2 separate regions of the Homo sapiens genome follow, and region 1 is linked to region 2. The links are chromatin contacts, found by Hi-C or POLR2A ChIA-PET in ENCODE. All regions are on one chromosome and are shown on one strand. Each heading gives the region's core, a stretch centred on a gene start or an enhancer-like site at or near the end of the contact. The rest is flanking DNA. Distances are from core to core; before and after follow the strand shown. Region 1 overlaps PPP3CA (protein phosphatase 3 catalytic subunit alpha). Region 2 overlaps PPP3CA (protein phosphatase 3 catalytic subunit alpha).

Evidence for each region. Hi-C counts contacts between places; a loop is a spot of excess contacts on that map. ChIA-PET counts read pairs that join two places held with the same protein, here RNA polymerase II (POLR2A). Pooled maps may share reads with other maps.
Region 1: a loop to region 2 is called in a pooled map, with 2.5 times the contacts of the local background. The contact joins two enhancer-like sites. A Hi-C loop is called at or near these places in 2 of 50 pooled maps. POLR2A ChIA-PET finds 5 or more read pairs at or near these places in 3 of 52 experiments (GM12878, OCI-LY7 and Panc1).

The regions. Positions count from the first base shown.
Region 1 is chr4:101,304,909-101,307,608 of GRCh38, forward strand. The region is part of intron 1 of PPP3CA (protein phosphatase 3 catalytic subunit alpha); the gene reads right to left. Among named protein-coding and RNA genes, the nearest start is that of MIR1255A, 24 kb to the right of the region's middle. RefSeq lists an enhancer at 1-438. Within about 2 kb of position 1,408, at least 5 of the 41 ENCODE cell types and tissues checked have a DNase peak (open chromatin) inside an H3K27ac peak, as active enhancers do.
Region 2 is chr4:101,168,115-101,170,814 of GRCh38, forward strand. All of the region lies in intron 2 of PPP3CA (protein phosphatase 3 catalytic subunit alpha), which reads right to left. Among named protein-coding and RNA genes, the nearest start is that of MIR8066, 71 kb to the right of the region's middle. Within about 2 kb of position 1,282, at least 2 of the 41 ENCODE cell types and tissues checked have a DNase peak (open chromatin) inside an H3K27ac peak, as active enhancers do.

The sequences.
Region 1 (2,700 bases), core at 158-2,657, 140 kb after region 2:
CTGGCCCAATTTAAGGAAAAACATTGAGGACACTGAAAATTAACTGAAATGTCAACCCACTTTAGAAGAAAGCTATTAGTAAAACAAGGGTACAGTTACAAGCACTTGTGAAAAGCACAATAAATAAACAATGAGACCCATTCAAAGATGCTGGGGAGACATTCAGGCTTTGCAGGGTTAGAACAAGAGACAGCAGAACCACTTCCCACATGGGCAAGAGTTTGTTTATTTTATTCTGCTTATCTGAAATCAGAGCAAATGATCCCAGTGGTTTGGAATGGCTCAAAATGTTTCTGGGCATCTAGGGAAGAAAAACTGCCTGGTTTTCAGGCGGTGTTTCTTTTTGCTCATGTGAATTTTAAAGTTCACGACTGAAAACTGAAATATTTGAGACCACAAAAGGTATTATTCTTTCAGTCACATGTTTCAGAGGAGATCAAAAGAAACACTTTCCACATAACTTTGAAAGTACCACACAGTGTGACCCCATAAATTATTGTTTATGGAAATGTCTTTACAGAATTGTATTTCACACCTTGGGAAAAATGTGAAATGAACTTAGCAACTTTTAATCATAAAGTTTTCTAGAAAACTGAAAAAATACTTAAGATGTGAATTATTTGTTTCCATGATTTCATTTAAGGCCAGGCTAACTGATGAGAAAGCCTAGAATATATTTCTTTCAGAGTACAAATATGGAGGAAAAATGACTATCACCATTTTTTATATAAAGGTAAATGAAATCTATATCCTTTGAATTGAATGAGAGTTATAATATCAAAACTTTCTATTCAACAGCAATTTCAGAATGAAATCATTTGTCACAATCTTCCTATTTCAAATGCAGAAAACAGCAGGTTATGGAGGGGGGTGTTTAAAAAGAATCAATGATAATGAAGTTTCAACCTTTCATTAATATCTTCTTTTACATCCAACAGTCAGAAAATGTTTTTAAGGACAAATAGGAAAGTACCAAAATATAATCTACTCACTGAACCAGTTAATTTCAAAGCTTTACACAGTGCTTTGAGAGGATAAGACTTGCTGGAAAGGTACAGTGAAGTAGGAGATTTTTTTTTTTTCTAATCAGACATCCACAGGAGGAAAATGTTTTAACTCTGCCTCCTAAAATGGAGAATGTACTTCACCTTCATTAGGTGATGAGGCAGTCCACCACAAATACAAGAGCTAAAAATTCCTTAGCACAAGAAAATTAGCTCTTTGTCATGTCCATGGAACATCTATTGTTTGGCTAGCTTACTCTGGAAGGGGTTTCTAAGTTAGTTGGCTGTCATTAATCTAAGCGCATATGGGGGCAGCTAATTAGAGAGGGCACTTTTCTGTTTGAGCAACACTGCCTCAGGTGAGGCTTGAATTAGTAGCCAACTTTCACCCTACACCCCTACTCACTCTTGAATCAGCACTCTGTCTGGAACACCTACCACTCCACTTTTGGAATGTGGCCTGCCTCCTCCACCTGACCACCAAGGCTCCCCCTCCGGAAAGCCACAAATTATAGTGCTCAATTGCAGCCAAGAGAAGAAAGCACTTGGAGGTAAAGCCAAAGTGAGAGTGAAAGAAAAATTTCCACTAAGAAACCACCAGTAATAATAGATATATGAGCTACAGAAAAAGTAAACAAATATGGGCTGTACACCCACCACCTTCACTTCTCGGAAGAATAAGAGAAGAGAGAGAACACAAAAAGACTCGTATTCTGACTTGGGGGAAACAAAATTCAGCAGAAGCAAACCAAAAAAATAAACAAGCTGAGCTACAGATTTCATTCTCTTTGCTCTGACTTACTGTAATTCTGAAAGTTGATATATCGAGCATTACAGACTTACTGACAAAAAAACCAAATGCAACTCCCTTATTTCATATAGACTGCTTATTTTGTGAAGGTATACTCTGATTTTTTTTTGTCTGTTTGTTTAGTTGTGGTAGCTCCTTTAGTTAAGATGTGAGAATTACAGCACAGAATAGGCAAGACAAAAACAGTGAGTCCACGGGAGGATGAGGATGAGTGCTGTTTTCCTTCCTGGTAGAGAGCTGCTTCAGTAGTATTTATTGAAGGATTATATCTGAGGGAATGCATGCTATGTCTCCTCTCAAGAACCAATGCTACTGGTGGTATTGTAGGTGTTACAGCTCTATCAAAACACCAAGTAATTTTTCCTAGCAAAAACATTAAACTTCAATCATGCTGAACAAAGACTCTAAAATGGGATTAATCACTGCACTAATTTCACTTTGAACCAAAAAAAAAAAAAAAAAACAGATTCTGTTGGTACAGTGTATTTATACAAATGACCCTACCTTACGTGGAAAACCTGAATGTCTGAGGGTAAGATATGTTTGCCCTAGCTCCACTTGTGATTACAGATTAAGTTTTCCTGGTCTGCAGGAACTGAAACACAGAATGTGTTGAAATGAGAATAGCTGCCATATGTCAAGTATTTGGGAGCTTTTACCTTCGAAACAATTCTGAGAAGGTGGTTTGGCAGAGCAAAAACCTAGCAAATCAGATACGTCACCATAGTTGGCTGACCTTATCAGCTGAAAATAAATCTTCATTAGTCAAACTCTAATATATACAGATAAAGAAGGTAACTCCCTAAAAAAGTTTTTGCTTAACAAATTACTTATCTTGATTATGTAACAAATGGTTGCCATTCTTACTATAAAATGTAGTTACAA
Region 2 (2,700 bases), core at 32-2,531:
CAAGGTAGTGGAAGGGCTAGTGCAGACAGGGAATGGAGAAGTGATCAAATTCCAGGCATAGTTTAAAGACAGAGCTAAAAGAACTTTCAGACAGACTGTGTACAGGATGGAGAAAAAATAGAAAGGAGATGTCAAGAATATAGTTGTGTGTAATAAGATGGAAGGCAAAGTAGGAAGAACAGATTTATGAAGGAAGGTCAGAAGTGTGGCTTTGGAAATGTTTAAATTTGAGGTGTGTCTCACACAGGCAAATGGAGAAAAGTAGATAACTAGAAATATGAGACTGGACAGAGGAAAGGACCGGGCTAAAGATGAGAATATTTAGGAATCATCTCACAAAAGACAATTTTTAGAACAAGACAATAGGGAAAATATCCAAAGGCAGTGAATGTAGATAGAGGAGGGAAGTCTAAGGACTAAATTGTGGGACACTCTAAGAGGGAGAAGAACCTCCAAGGAGACTAAGTAAAAAGGACCACAAACTAAGGAAAAAGCAGGTGAGCATGGTATCCTGATAACCAAGGGAAGAAAGTATTGAAAGAAAGAGGGAGTGTCAACTTCTCAGGAGGTCCAATGAAAGAAAGACTAAAAATTGGCTGATGGCAAAAAGGTTCAGGTACTGAACTGAATAATATCTATTAAGACCATATATACGTCTCCTTAAAAATTAGTTTTTAGGAGCTATGCCATACTATCCACATGTCTAGCAAGTAAGACCTCTTATTATATCAGAAATTTACACCAGTCTTTTGTATCTGCTTACACATATGATGATACATGTGCTAAATCCACCATCTTAGCCTTCTAAAGCAATGATATAAGAATTATAATTCTTTATAATTCTATCTTCCCCTTTATACCTATTTGCTGGATGATCAATAATATGTACTGAATGAAACAATAATAAAGCTACTTCATAGACTTCAGTCACAAATGCAAACAGGAAATTGAGACGCTCACTTTTGCACAAGGGCAATTAATTGCAAACAGGAACTACAGATAAGCAGTTAAGCAATTATACCTACATACAAAGGTCAACAACCAGCCTTGCCTGTTCACTGAAGATCAAACTGAGTGCCTAGTATGGTAATCATGTATAGGCAATTTAGGAAAGTGAATATATTACCTAAATTCTAATAAAGCTCGTAAGTGAAATTCATCACTTTTACCTTCTACATGGATTTAGCACAGTGCGTAGAGAAGATGCTCAGTCAGCAGCAAAGACAAGAATGAATGGTGTGCATGCCCAAGGCTACTACAAATGACCACTCTGGCTATGTCCTACAGTACTCCAGAGGGCGCTATTTACCAGGCTACCATGTCATGAGACGTGTAGTGCAGACATGCCCAACCACCTGTGGCAACCCTGGGGAGCATCAGTCAGACTCTGACTTTTATCCTAAAGCTGAAAAGCAATCACGGTAATGGCACATATATGCTAAATATCCTTTGAGATCAACATAAACTGAAACAGGCCTAAAGAAAGAGACAGTTATTAAATGCCTACCTATGGGTTTGATTTTTACCCAGTTCTATAGGTGAATATGTTTTCAGCATCTGATTATAAGCTGCTAAAAGGCAAGTAGAGCATGCAAATGTTATATACCAGAAGAAGTAAATGCCTTTTTTTTTTTACTGCTGACTCTTATGTGATGACTTTGCAACCTTAGAGAAATCTGTAAGAAGAGGCTTCAAAAAATGCTGACTCAGAAATAATTTACAAACCATGCTTTTAAGACATGTTGGTGATTTTTATCCTCTTAAATTTGGGGAGTCAGTTTTGATTCTGAAAAGACTGTTCATTTTACAGTAAGTGTCATGCAGTATATTTTGAATTTAGGCAGCTAATTATCAGGCAAGGCCCAAGTTTTTTGGCTCTGCTAACAATTATGGAAATTTCCCCTATTTCTATAGTTTTCCATATAAAATACAGTATTTATTTGCTAGCATTTGCTGATCTTAAACGTGGTCCAATTAACAGCTGTAACACAAGATACAAAAGTGACTTAAATTACTCCCAGATAATAATTTAAGATTCTTGGCTTACCAATTGAAATAACAAAAGAAAAGTGGCCTTAGAACAAGTAACACAAAAGTCTGTAATTTAGAGCATCAAGACATTTTTTCCCACAATTATATAAAACTACATAGAAAAGAAAAAAAAAACTCCTCCTGACTCTTGTTGAAAATCTCCCATAGAGATCCAATGGCAGAATATACTGCAAAGTACCTGAGATGTTAGGCTTTAATCTCCTGGACCCTCAAGGCTATAATTTTTCCTGGTAATTCTAAAGCCACAGTTAACTACATAACAGAGAGCATCAGTCAGAATTTAAAAAGCAAAAGCAATAAACATTTTGCATGTTACTACAAATAAATAAATGGAATTTAACTAACTGGAAAGGAGTTAAGGGCTGGGAAAGAATATCATGGAAGTAGGGTGAGAGGTGAAAAAAAAAAATAACAACAGGAGACTGCCTTCATATTTGCCAAAAAATGTTCACCATGCTTGGGTCAACCTCACACCTAGCATCTCTTCTCTACATGTCTGCACTTTTCTTAGATATACCTATACTTGGATTTTACTAAGAAAAGTAACAGAATAATCACGTTTCATCTACCTTCACTCAAAAATTCTTGCCCAGCCTATAATTAATCATTCTTATCTGTTCCCCAAATATCTTAAGCTTTCAAAATTCA